2 separate regions of the Mus musculus genome follow, and region 1 is linked to region 2. A link is a contact called in ENCODE Hi-C or POLR2A ChIA-PET data. All regions are on one chromosome and are shown on one strand. The core of a region is the stretch at or near the end of the contact, and the rest is flanking DNA. Distances in the headings are between cores, read along the strand shown.

The links. Hi-C counts contacts between places; a loop is a spot of excess contacts on that map. ChIA-PET counts read pairs that join two places held with the same protein, here RNA polymerase II (POLR2A).
Region 1: a loop to region 2 is called in a map of Patski, with 3 times the contacts of the local background. The contact joins the enhancer-like site here to the promoter of Septin9 in region 2. A Hi-C loop is called at or near these places in 5 of 37 maps with a recorded cell type or tissue (Patski and heart). POLR2A ChIA-PET finds 5 or more read pairs at or near these places in 1 of 5 experiments (Patski).

What each region holds. Positions count from the first base shown.
Region 1 is chr11:117,349,915-117,356,496 of GRCm38, forward strand. Septin9 (septin 9) reads left to right here. Exons shown (of 11, transcript NM_001113487.1): 3 at 1,515-1,706; 4 at 2,235-2,363; 5 at 2,693-2,774; 6 at 3,174-3,311; 7 at 4,896-5,013; 8 at 6,421-6,516. Among named protein-coding and RNA genes, the nearest start is that of Gm51932, 18 kb to the left of the region's middle. Within about 2 kb of position 4,409, at least 1 of the 3 ENCODE cell types and tissues checked has a DNase peak (open chromatin) inside an H3K27ac peak, as active enhancers do.
Region 2 is chr11:117,264,322-117,270,875 of GRCm38, forward strand. It overlaps Septin9 (septin 9), which reads left to right and starts at 1,925. Exons shown (of 11, transcript NM_001113487.1): 1 at 1,925-2,274. The coding sequence starts at 2,220. It overlaps Gm39478 (a long non-coding RNA gene), which reads right to left and starts at 1,863. Exons shown (of 3, transcript XR_880325.3): 1 at 1,498-1,863.

The DNA of each region.
Region 1 (6,582 bases), core at 3,159-5,658, 88 kb after region 2:
AATTGCCTCCCCTCTCCCACCACCCCTCTCCCGCCACATGCCAGAAGTAGAGTTGCCTGCACCCTGTGGAGGCCGAGGAACAGGAAGTTACTGACCAGTAAACTAGATGCCTGTGGGGGTGGTCCCCACATCTCCTTCCTGAAGCTAGCTTTGCAAGCCATTTCTCCTGTCCTTTCTGCCACTCAAGCCTTGAGAAGATGCTGAGAGGAAGTGTGTCCGGCTTTGCTCCCGCTGGACATGCTAGTAAAACGGAGAGAAAAGCTGCCAGGCCAGAGATGGTCAGGGTTGAGCGAGCTGAGGACGTCTGGGACGAGTCAGCTTGAGTTTAGTGGTTTCCCCGGACGTGGAGAGACAGTTTAACCAAAGCCTGAAAAAGCCCCTATGCTACAGACCCATCATTTTGCTGCTTCCTGGCCCCTGCTCACTTGGAATGGTGCCCCCCCCCCCCAGCACCTTTGGTCGGTTCCCTTCCTCTCTGAGGGAGGAGAAGGCACAAGTATTCATTGAGCCTCTTTGAGGTTAGCGTGCGTGGGAACAGACATAAGGAAAGGAAACTGGGAAGCAACTGGTGACCCCTCTGTCCTGGCTGTGTTTGGGGGGCTGGGCTGTGGGGTCATAAGTTGAGACTGCTGACATTTTCCATAGAGGCTGAAAGAGGTGCCTCTCTAGGGCTTATCAGCAATGCATCAGCTCTACCTCGACCACCCCACAGCGGCCTGGGTTTCAGAGCCGCACTGGCAGGCTATCTCAGAATAACAGTTAGGTATACTGTAAGCATTTTGTTCAACCAGACCGGGTGGAACCAGCCTTGCACACCCCTGCAGGGTGTGAGCACCTACGGTCTCCATCTGAATCATCCCCCAGGCTTGGGCTCTGACCATGCATGCACTCAGCCACAGGAGGCTCTAACCCTGACCTACTGAAGGAAGCTGAAGTCTTCAAGTTTAACCCCTAGCCTGTCCACAGACCTACAAACCAAATCTGGCCTTTGCGTGAGGGTGAGGGCACTTGCTGTCGGCCGTAGCCTGTTTCCTGCCTATCCTGCCTGGGGACTGTATGGGTGGGCCACCTGGGAGAAGAGACACCCCCAGTGAGGATGAGTCAGGTCTGGAAGAGGCAGGTAGAAATCAGATCACCCCTCCCCTGGGAACTGCCTGTGGTCACCTGTTGGACCGTGAAGGGCCCTGAGTGCTAGCTACAGTTACTGTAAGCTCTGAGCAGAGGCGAAGGGCGTGTGCCTTCAACCCTCAGGACTTGGGGCCAACAGAATATGGAACAAAGTCCTTGCTGCCCACCTGGAACCAGGGGAGCCCTGGTTGGCAGAGCTGGCAGAGACCTGAGGCAGATGGCTGAGTGGTGTGGACCAGTTGAATGCTACTGTAGGGGATTTCAGTTCTGAGATGCTATGCAGGAGTTTCATGGGCAAGTCACCGACCCCTGCAGCCTTGGTTTCCCATCTGAGTGCCATGCTGGCTGCAGATCCCATTCTCACGTCTCTGTTTCTCCCTCCCCAGACTCCGAGGTGACTCCCAGCTGTGTTGGCGACATGGCTGACAACCCTAGAGATGCCATGCTCAAGCAGGCCCCCGCGTCACGGAACGAAAAGGCCCCCATGGAGTTCGGCTATGTGGGGATCGACTCCATCCTGGAGCAGATGCGCAGGAAGGCTATGAAACAGGGCTTCGAGTTTAACATCATGGTGGTTGGTGAGTGTTACAGGCCATTCGGGGGGCTAGCCTCAGCCCCAGCTGAGATCTTGCCTCCCTTTGCCTCCCGAGTTCTGGGATTAAGAGTGCCACCATATCTGGCCTATCAGCTCTCCAGGGTAGTGTCTGGGCAAATGTGTGCCATAGGCTGAGGTCCTAAACCAATAGAGTCAGATAGGCTTCCGACTGCAGGGCCTCTGTCTGGTGAATTGTCAGGATGTCTGTTCTGCCCAGATCTTCACACAGCCTACACATCTCTTAGGGGCTGTTGCAGCTACCTAGGCCCACACCTCTGGAGTCTTGGTGTCCCTTCTTGCTTTGGGTGGCCTTCCTAGGACCAGGAAGGAGCTCTGCTGAGTTAAACCAGGCCCCAAATCCCCACATTGGGGTTTAAACCCAACCCTGGACTTCCACTGAGGAGGTGAAGCCTCAGGCAGGGCTATCCAAGGATGTCCTGGTCATAGTGTGATGTAGCCATGAACTGTGTTCTTGGAGAGCCTTCCAACCGGCCTTCCCTTCTCTCCCCAGGGCAGAGCGGCCTCGGGAAGTCCACTTTAATCAATACCCTCTTCAAGTCCAAAATCAGCCGGAAGTCGGTGCAGCCCACCTCGGAGGAACGCATCCCCAAGACGATCGAAATCAAGTCGATCACCCACGGTCAGCACCACGGAGGCTGGGTGTAGGGACTGCGTCTTCCCAGGGTGTGGGGTCAGAGCATAGCACTAGAGAGGTCACGTGACCCCGTGGGAAAATTGGGACTGAGTAATAGTGGGCTGGATTCCCATGGGCCCACCAGGCTGAGCTCCCACAGACATCTGAGGTTTCTTTATACTAAGAGTCATGGCTGGCACCACCCAGAAGAGGTCACTTGCTCCTTGGCATGGCCTCAGCTGTTATCACAGCCCTTTCTGGGACGTACCAGGCTGGCCAGGCAACCTGAAGGCTTGGGGTGACCCGCCTGACTTGGGGTGCTATGGTTTGTGCAGATATTGAAGAGAAGGGGGTTCGAATGAAGCTGACAGTGATTGACACGCCGGGCTTCGGAGACCACATCAACAATGAGAACTGGTAGGTCACTGAGAGAACCTTCCTCTATCAGTAAAAGCCCCACTGGTCTTGGGGCTCCATGATACCACTGGAGGCCAGACCCCCCTGCCATAAGATTATTTCAAACTCTAAAGCCGTGCATTTGGGGTCTAACATTCTAGATCAAAATGGGGTCACCCGGCTCCCATCTGGGGTGGGTTTCCCACCCCAGGGCAAAGATCAGCATGGGGAGTATGGCAGAAAATCTGAAATAAGGCTGGTTTGTCTTTGCAACCACCAGCATTCCTGTATGAAATCAGAGGCTGGTGTCAAGCCAGTTCTGGGAATTAGCCTGTTATAGGGGCCTGGGAGGGCGGGCTTAGAGAGGACGCGGGCAGGAGGGAGCATTCAGGGTGCAGGCTAACCCGGCTCTCCATGCAGCTGGCAGCCCATTATGAAGTTCATCAATGACCAATATGAGAAGTACCTGCAGGAGGAAGTCAACATCAACCGGAAGAAGCGCATTCCCGACACCCGTGTCCACTGCTGCCTCTACTTCATCCCAGCCACCGGCCACTCGTATGTCCCATGCTGGGCCCTTTGTCTTGATGGTGGGAATCCCCAGTTCCCATACAAGCAGGATTCTGTCTGGGCACAGGGACAGGGGCACTGAGTCAGAGCTGTGTCAGCAACTGTCATGGGGCGTCTGTGCCTACAGAAGTTCTCCATGACCTCTAGACTGGGCGGTTCCACGCCCACTCTGCCTTCTTCCCTTTGTGCACAGAGCTGAGGACAGGGCAGACTCTGGGGTGTTCTAGAATCCGGTAGTCAGTCTCTGCAGATGGAATGAGACTCTCGGGCTGTACATGTGCCTGCCCCCATTTCCCGTCCTTGACAAAGATGCTTTTAGGGCCTGGGAGGCTTCGGAATTCCAGGTGCCTTTCAGAATCTCCCTTTGGAATCTCCCGGGGCAGCTAGACTGTCAGTGGTCTCAGTGATCAGGGTTCTTGGCTTCCTGTGAGTCTCATCTGTTCCCAGTACATCCGTGTTGTTCCTCTCCTTGCTGGATATCCTGGTCGCTTGTCCTGACTCCGTGTAGGGTGCATGTCTAGTCCTGGGCTCAGAGCAGCAGGAGCCGGAGGTGGCTCGTTTAGAAGAGTTGAGGAGTCACAGATTTGGTGCTGCTAGAGTGTGCACACTCCCGGCTGTTCCTGGCTCATCCCTGGGTGTAAGAGCGTGGGCTTTGAAGGGACTTTTCATCTTGCACCCTGTCTAGAGGGCAAAAGTCTCACTGGGGTCTGGTTGGAAAAACCCAAATATCGTTGTCTGAGCTTGCCAGTAGTGGCTGTCTCCAGTGGGGTCCACAAGAGCCAGTTCTGGGAATTAGCCTGTTATAGGGGCCTGGGAGGGCGGGCTTAGAGAGGACGCGGGCAGAAGGGAGCATTCAGGGTGCAGGCTAACCCGGCATGCCATTGGCCTCAGCTGGGGCTGGCTTGTTTGGGGTTCTGTAGCTGCTCCGAGCACAGCCTCGGGCAAGGCCAAGGCTGACAGAGGAGACATGGCTGACATGGCTTCAGCAGGGAGAGCCAGAGGCAGACACTTCCCCAGTGGTGACCCTCTGGACTAGGGCCCTTCCTCCAGCCGCTCAGTCCCAGGGGACAGTAGTGGCTTCTGGCCATCATTGCTTGGCTTCTGACTGAAGCTTCACTTCCTGCAGGCTGTCTGGGCCTGAAGATACTGCTATGGGGAAGATGCCATTCCAATGAGAAAATGGTGCCCAGGCTTGGGGTCTGCCAGCCTCTGCCCCATCCCTGGATCAGACCCTGGGTCTCTGCAGCCAGGCTGACCTGGGAACAGCCAGCCTGTCCCAGGGCCTGGAGCTTCTGGATACCGTCCCTCGTGTCTCCTTTTCCCTGGCATTGAAAACCCCACGGCATGACAGTGTTGTGAGCCGAGTCACTCTCTGGGTGGACGGTGTCCAGGGCCAGTTGGACTCTGAAGATCTTGTGGATGAGGGAGCTTAAAGCCAGCTTTACACCAGCTCCCCACCCTCAGCTCCATGAGGGGAGAGTGCTCACCCTACTAAGGCCCAACCTTACCCCTCCATCAACATGGCCCCCACTGGGACCCCTAAACAAAGTCTTTTGCACTGTTCTGTTTCAGGCTCAGGCCCCTGGACATTGAATTCATGAAGCGCCTAAGCAAAGTGGTGAACATTGTCCCAGTCATCGCCAAGGCTGACACGCTGACCCTGGAGGAGAGGGTCTACTTCAAACAGCGGGTAGGACTCATGGCCTCTACCCAGCCCCTTCCCCTCCAGGACTGCCCAGACAAGTGACAGGCTTGACAGGGGCCTGTCCAGCCCTGGGATATATGATAGGAAAGGCGCCTATTCAGCTCTTCACAGCATGTGTTCAGCCTTGGGGGAGCCCCTGGCCTTTGTGGATGTGGGGCTCCCCATATCCAGCCGTCTCAGTGGGGTTCAGAAGGGAGTAGATCAAGCAGATGCAAATGTGTCAGGGCCATTGGACCCAGCATTCCTGAGTTTTATTAAGTGGGACAGTCCACCTCAGTGGCTTCCTCCTTCTCTGCCATGGTCAGGGCCACTGCTGTCTGGGTGATAGGGCTGTACCTGCAGGCGTCTGCAGTAGGGTAAGCCCTGGGCCTCTTCTGTGTGAGGTGACTTTGGAGCCTCTTGAGAGCTCCAGCCTGGGGTTGTAAGAGAGGCCTCAAATCCAATTGCAGAGGCTACCAGGGCTTCCTTCCCTAGCTGTGTGTTGGGGATTTTCCCAGCATGCATAGGGGAGGGTAGTCAGGGATGCATCTGCTGGAGAAGAGACCAGGATGCTCCCCGGTGTTTTGAGAGCCTGGATCTGCTTGAACAGATAAGACAGTCAGCTATTCCCTGGGCCACCCTATATTGACAGCCACGTGGGCTGTCAGTAAGTCGTCAAGCTGGGGAGAGTTTCAGCAGGCAGGTACACCCTGGGCTACCATGCTCATCCTGAGAGGGTTTTCGGAAAGAGGGCGCAGCAAGCCTGAGTTGTTTTCTAGGGGGGAGTGGAGGGGGGAGCTGCACAGAAAGCGCAGGGAGACTCAGGACAATGGCTGCAGGGCCCCTCGGGACAGGCGAGTGCTTCTTGATGCCTAAGGCTTCAGAGCTGGTGATCCTCGGCGGGGGTGGAACTCAGGCGGTAGAGTGCTCTCCTACCATCGAGAGGGCTCAGGGTTTGATCTCAGCACCACATGGAACTGAGCATGATAACTGTCGCCTCCCAGGATTAGGAGGTAGAGGCAGGAGGTTCACAAGTTTGAGGTCATTCTTGTTTATGTAGCCAGTTTGGGGCTAGCCTGAGCTACAGACTTTGTTTCCAAAACGTGGTGGCAGTGGGGCTGGAAAGACGGCTCAGGGGTTAAGAGCACTCAGGTTCAATTCGCAGCACCCACGTGGCAGCTCACAACCAGCTCCAAGAGAACTCAGTGTGCCCTCTTCTGGCCTCCATGGGCACTTAGCATACATGTGGTACACATGCAGGTGACACACTTGTATATATAAAGTAAATGTAAAATGAATCTTTAAATAAATTAGACATCCTCAGGGTGGGCCCACTCAGAGCCTGCCTTTGTTAGGGGATCATGGCTCAGGCACCTGAGTGGCTGATAGCCTGATTCACCCTGTATCTCCCAGATCACTGCAGACCTGCTGTCCAACGGCATTGACGTGTACCCGCAGAAGGAGTTTGATGAGGACGCAGAAGACCGGCTGGTGAACGAAAAGTTCCGGGTCAGTGGGTCAATCTGCCTCTGGGAGGTCAGGGGCGGTGGACAGATAGACGGGAGGCAGTCTGTC
Region 2 (6,554 bases), core at 675-3,174:
AATTATGGTGAGAAGGGAGGTACCCTGCTGTTTCCCATTGTCCTCATGGGACCGAAAGAAAAGAGACACAAGGGTGAATTTCCTATTGGGAGGATGGCCAAACCTGCCTTGGCTTTGCTGATGGAGGAGCCTGGGCATTTAGCAGGTTCCCAGGCTGGTACTTCGGGCGGCGGAGTGGTTACAGTGTGGAAGGGAAGCAGAGGGCTGGGTTGGTTGCTTGAGTAATGGACAAGGGTGTTCTGGCTGTGGAAGTCAGCACCCACTTCTATTGTCCCATGGAGTCCCCGGGGGCGGGGAGAACTCCTTGAAGCCTGCACCCTGGCTCTCCATTGGAACACTGTGGTGTGCTTGGCTCCTCTGCCTGGATACAGGCTGAGCAACAATGCGCTGTGTCTCTGCTAATCTGCACTTGCCCTGGGGAGAACAATCGCTCGGGTGTGTCTCTGTGTACCAGGTGCTTTTTATAAGAAACACCAATGAACAACGCCCACTCAGGTTGGACGCTGTCCCAGGGACCCGGCATCTTCCCAGGGCTTTGTGGTAAGGGCCTCAGCTTCTTAGATTGGATCCTGAAATCCCCCAAATGTGGGATAGGCAGGTGACCTGGTGATGGTCAGACTGCCAGGCAGGCTGAGACCCTGACAGAAGCCATCAGGGGTGCCCACTGCTCCTGAAGTAAGGCTTCCAGAAGGATGGGGGTGCGGGTGCATCTAAAATGGCCGTGGTTTTGCACTTTCCATGTCCAAAAGCTCACTTGGTTGAAAATAGTTTTTAAACCATCTGAGGCATGAGGGAGGGAGGGAGGGGCACATTTTCTGAAATAGGAAGGACTCTATTCCAGCAGCTTAAAAAAAAAAGTCTCACCAAACCTAGCCCAGGCTTCTCCTCTCCTCTGCAGCCTCACCAGCCTCTGCAGGTCTCAGCACTGTTCTTCCCTCACTGAGAATGGTGGAATAGGGAGAAAGCAGACCCAGACCCAGGACAGCTCAGGGACTCACACTGAGGACCAGGGGATGAGTCACTCGCCCACTCTGCAGGGACTTGTCCCCAGCTATGAATCCATGCAGCCCTGATTGAGCAGAGAGGTCCCAGGTCTAAGGTTGTGCCCAGCGGGCAGGAGACTTGGCTCATCCAGGAAGTGGTGAACACCGCCTCCCCCCACCCCCCCAATCCCTGGGGACCCTTCCTGGTAACTAGTGTTTGTTTTTTCTGTATAGCCCCGTGGTTTTCTCTGCTTGCCCGGTGGATGTCTGAAGTGTGAAGGCTACTTGGACAGAGAAAGTCTAGGCTGTGGGTACCCACTGATGTGGAAGGAGCCCAGGAGCAGCCTTCTTCCTTCCTTCTGATGTTAGGAACTATGGTTTCTCTCTTCTGGAGGGAAGGTCGTGGTCCACTCTCTGTACTCAGGAAGCCCATACAGTGGAAGGGGGGAGGGGCGTTGCAACGATTCTTCAGAAGGGCCGCCTCTCCCTGCCCTATCCCTTCCGTAGCACTTACCCAAAGGATGCAGCAGCGACCCCCGGGGGTGCAAGGGGGTAGCAGTCCTCGACGTGTGGATGCTGAGAACTCCCGGGACCCTCATCTCTGTAGTGAACCGTCTAGGGTCCTGCAGACCCACACTAGCCTAGCGCTACAGCTTAACCCTTGCAGGCCCCGTGCTTATATGCGAAGGAGGCACTCAGGAACTTTGGCTGCGTAAATAAAACCTCGGGCAGCAAGAGCACTGCGCCCAGGGAAGGGGAGGAATCTTGTCCCCCTCGGCGCCCGCCCGCTGCTGTGGCCCGGCCTCCACATCCTCTACATCCGCCCACATCTGGCCGCGGAGGGGCGTGAGGGGGAGGGGCCGAGGCCGTGTCTGTCGCGGTCCCCTGGGCACCCGCCAGGAAGGGAGAAGGGGGGGCAGCCCAGGTCGTGTGCCTGGGACTCTGCAGTCCCTGTAGAAGCAGCTCTGGTTCCATCCCCTCCAGGCCCAGTTTTGACAGGCGGGCGCAACAGCCAGTGCCGAGTCGCGGAGGCCGGCTGGGGTACGGGAACCTGATCCAGCCGGGAGGCGGGGGCGGGGCGGGGGCCCGGGTGCTTGGGGAGGGGCCGGCGCCCGCCTTCCTCCCCCATTCATTCAGCCGACCGTGGGGGCCGAGGGGCTCCGGCGGCCAGCTCTGCACCGGGAGCGGGAGCGCGCAGGGCCCGGTCTCCGCGGGACTCCCTGCGCACCAGCCACCATGTCCGACCCCGCGGTCAACGCACAGCTGGACGGGATCATTTCAGACTTTGAAGGTGGGTGCCCGACCCAGCGGTTGCTTGGCGAGCTGGGCAGGAACCTCCAGGCGGGCCTGAGACGGGACGGGATGAGCACGGGAGAGGCAAGACCCCGGTTTGCTCACCCTGGGGCTCTGCGCCCCAGACCCCGCATTGCCGAGTTGGAGAGCCCCATTAAGGGGGCCTGTAGATGATAGACCCTATAGTTGGGGGCCACGCGCCCCCTGGGGATCCCAGGTTCATGCTGCCTCTGGGGTGTTCGTCTTTTTATTGTTGTTTGTTTTTGCTCTGGGACTGTCGTCTCCTCGAGGGCGGGCTTGACTTCTTGGGAACAACCCCAGGAGCGCAATTCCACCCTGGAAACCAGTGGGTTTTCTTCTTTTGGTGCTCGCCCTCAGCTCTCACCAGCATGGGAGTTAGTTCCCCTCCTCGGATCCAGTGGGAGGCCGAATCCTCAGGGTGGACCTCCTCCCCTCCCCCACGCCAGCTCCGGGGTTGGGGCTGAGCCCAGTCCCGGGGCTGGCAAGGGCTGCCAAATTGATCGGCCCGCAGGCCCCATGCACCCGAGGGGATCCCGGCCCGGCGAGTCTCAGGGTCCAGGGTGGGATGTCCAATACCCCCGATCCAGGCCTGGGACACCTTTATCCATCAGAGAGAGAAGAGCCTTTTGGGAGAGAGGGGGCCTGTGCGCTCACACAAGGACAGCACTTTCGCCTCTTGTCCTGAGTTTACAAAGTGCAAAGATACTTGGGGGCCGTTTCCTCCAAGGGTGGGCCTTCCATCTCCGCCCTGGGCTTGCATGCGCGGGCTTTCCAGAGGCCTCGTGACTGCCACTGCCGGTGCCGTGGCCCCTCGTCCTGCGTCCCCCTCCGGAGTAAATAAAGCCAGTGGAAAGGGAGGCTTACACAATGGTGTCCCGCGCGCGTCTGGGGCTGGGTTTCCGAGGGGCGGGCCTGACTCTGCCGGGCCCGGAGCCCCCGCCCCTCTGAGGGGCTCTCAGGCAGCCTTAGGCAGAGCCCTCTGGTGGGCTGTGAGCGAGGGAGGAAGGGCTTCACATAGTTAAAGACGGCCAGGTTTCAGGCTCTTCAAGTGACCAGTTGGGGGTGCTCCAGGCCCCATGACTGGAACCAGGGGGTTTGTCCTGAGCCCACCTGAGGTCAGCCTTATCTCTGAGTTAGGTGATTAGCTATGTGTCAGGAAGTGGGTGGGGGGCGGGGGGCGGGGGGCGGGTGGTTGCTGATGAGTTGTGTATTGGCAGGTACAGGCTTTAGGAGCCTGGAATATCATACCCACTTGGTCACCTCAGTGGTGGGAGCAAGTATCTGTGCTGAATCAAGGCATAGTCGCTGCTTAGGAGATCTTGTGCCCCCAACCACCTGGACCTCTTGGAGTCCATGTCTATACTAAGGTCTCCCCAGACCTGTTCCGTGCTGTTGTGCCTTCTGCATGTCCTAGGGACTGTCCTAGCTCCTTGGGTTGCCCCTCTGTGCACCTCTCCTTTGCCCTGGAGCCTTTCATTCTCCTGGAAGTGTATCTGAAAGTCAGCCAGTCAGTTCCCTTCTCTGCAAGGTCTGAGCGGGAAGGGGGATGAGGAGGGGGTGGAGGACCTGGTGGGGGGGGGCACTACCTTTTCCGGGTTCTGGTCTCTGTGTTTGCTCTCTGCTCGGACCCAGGGGGCATTCAGGTGTCTGCTTTCATCCCCCAAGGAGTTGGGGACAGGGTTTCTGCAGAATGTTGCAGAAGTTTTGTTGGGGAGGAGAAGTTTGGGGGTTGTAAGGTCTCAGAAGCTGGCTCTCTTTGCATTGTGGAGGCCAGCTGCCCCTGCCTCTTTGGTTTCTCTGTGTAACTCCTTACTCGCTGAGTGGTGCCCTCACTGGGCTGCCTCCCAAGCCAGCTTCTTGACCCTCAAATTTAGTTCAAGACAATGGCCACATTGAGAGCATCCTGGTATAGAGGTTGGCAGTCTTGAGGAAGCCGGGCCTGCTGAGCATGCTGCCCTCCTGCATGCCAGTCTTCCTACTGTGAACTCCGAAAAGCTCAGATGGGGAATGGGTTCAGGGCTTTGAGTCCCCAGAGATTACTAGCCCGGGCTATCACTAGTGAAAGTGCGTGTGTGAGTGTGTGTCGCACGTGTACACTTATGCAAGAGAAGCTTTGTGCTTTGTATAAACGACCCGAAAAGTGACCTCCTAAGTAAGTGTCCTAGGAATACAGAGTTGAGTTGATGTGCAGAAAGGGAGTGGGGGGTTGGGCAGCTAGGCAGATAAAGGGATGTGGAGAGAGTATGACTCAGCCTAGCATGGGTGAGAGAAGCTGGCAGTCTGAATCCAGGCAGGAAAAGTAGTAAGAGACTCGCAGGGAGAAGTTGGGAATGGGGAGACAAGACCTTGAGGCAAAGGAGAGCTGTGATTGTGACAGGGAAAGAAGAGGGCCTTCTGTCCAGAGCAAGGAGCTGAGATTTCAGGATGAGACTGCTAGGAAGTTGGGCCATGTAGGGACCAGTTTACAGTGAATGTTCAGAGGGGGTCCAGCCACAGAGGGTCAGGTGTTCCCTGATGCTAGCTTGGCCAGGCTCAGTTGGAGGAGCCCCTAGTTTTTGCTCAGGCTTCCTGCGGGGTGTATGTGGCTCTGCCAGATAGTTGGAGGAGGGAGAAAAGAGCCAAGTTGGCTACAGCCACTGGGGCCCATAGTCCCTTTGTGAGGCTGGACAGATGGGCTCATGAGATGGAGCACAAAGGACCTAGGTGCTCCCCCCAGGGAGCTCCGGCTGGCACATGGCTGGCTAGTTCTGAGCCATGTGTATCTCTGTTTTGTTTTTTTCTTTGTTTGTTTTGTTTGTTTGTTTGTTTTAATATAGCAGAGAGCCTGCTTGCCTGCCCCCAAGGAGGTTTGGCGTTAGCAGCTGTACCAGGCAGGAACAGCCTGCCCTACAGGGCAGAGGGAAGTGATTCATGACGGGTTAGGATTCCCAGGTCAGTGCTGTGTGCCTGTGGGGCTAGTGGATCCAGCCTGTAGCTGTGTGTGCTGGAGTAGGTGTGCCAACTGGGCTCGGGTCTCAGTCTTGGTCGCAACTGTCTTGGACACTCATTTCGCCTCTCATTTTCCGTCTGTTTTATTCCAGCTGTCCCCATATATCCCCCACCCTGTCCCCTCCCCCCACCCCACCTCCCACCCCACCCCCATCTGAAGCACGGGCCACACTTGTGATCATAACTGGAGGTCTTGGTGGGATTCAGACTTGGTTTTTCCATCCCTGGGGACTGAGAGGTGGCAGGACCCTTGAAAGACATGAACATCTTGTGTCCCAGTATCTATCTTTGGTTTCCTTTCAAGGAACACCCCCCCCCCCAATCCCATTCCCTAGGGATGCCAAAGGTCTTTTACTATTTCCTACTTTCCCACTTCCCAACATCAAGGGTTTTGAGTCATCGGTACTACCCACCCCTCCCCCACGAGGTGACTCTGAGACCCATCACTGTCTGTGACTGGGTAGCTGGAGGAGTCACCCCTTTCTCTCTCCTTTTCCGGTCAGCAGAAGCGTGGGGCAACTGGATGGTATGTTCTTCCTGAATGGAGGCCAGATCTGTTATCGCAAACACAGTTACAAGCTGGGTCCTTGTGTAACAAAAGCCTCTTCAAGTGCCAGCCGCTGGCCTGTTCTTCTCACCAGCATCTGCTGTAATCAGTTTTACACCCCCAGAACAATCCTGAGAGTCCTTGATGTTTGTTGAAACAGATCTGGCCCAGAAGCCCAGACTCTCCAATCTGAGTGGCAAGACTTTTCTCCGCTGTCCCAGGGAGGCTCTTCTGCACTGGGCCCTGGACAGCCTGTGGTCCCTTTCCCCCTCGATAGAGAGGTGACCAAGAAATCAGGGGTCATGTAGACACCTCTGGGACAAGGTGGTGGTGATAGCTGGACCCAGGTGCCACTTTGTTCCCTAGAGGAAAGGCCTGTTGCTTGCAGGTAGCTGTAGATCTGACCTCTTAATTAATGCCCTTGGGCCTTCTGTGTGATGAATTCTGAGATTTCCAGACACTCCCGGCTCCTGGGAATCATTGCCTCACTGCTGAGGGGGATTCAAGGACTCTAGGGCTTCCTGCAGTGAAGAGTAGCTGGCCTCACACTTTTAATCCTAGCACGTGGGAGGCAGAGGCAGGTGGATTTCTGAGTTTGAGGCCAGCCTGGTCTACAGAGTGAGTTCCAGGACAGTCAGGGCTACACAGTGAAACCCTGTCTCCAAAACACAAAACAAACAAAAAAATCGGGAGCTGGCCTCTTTTATAATCCCAAAGTTTTT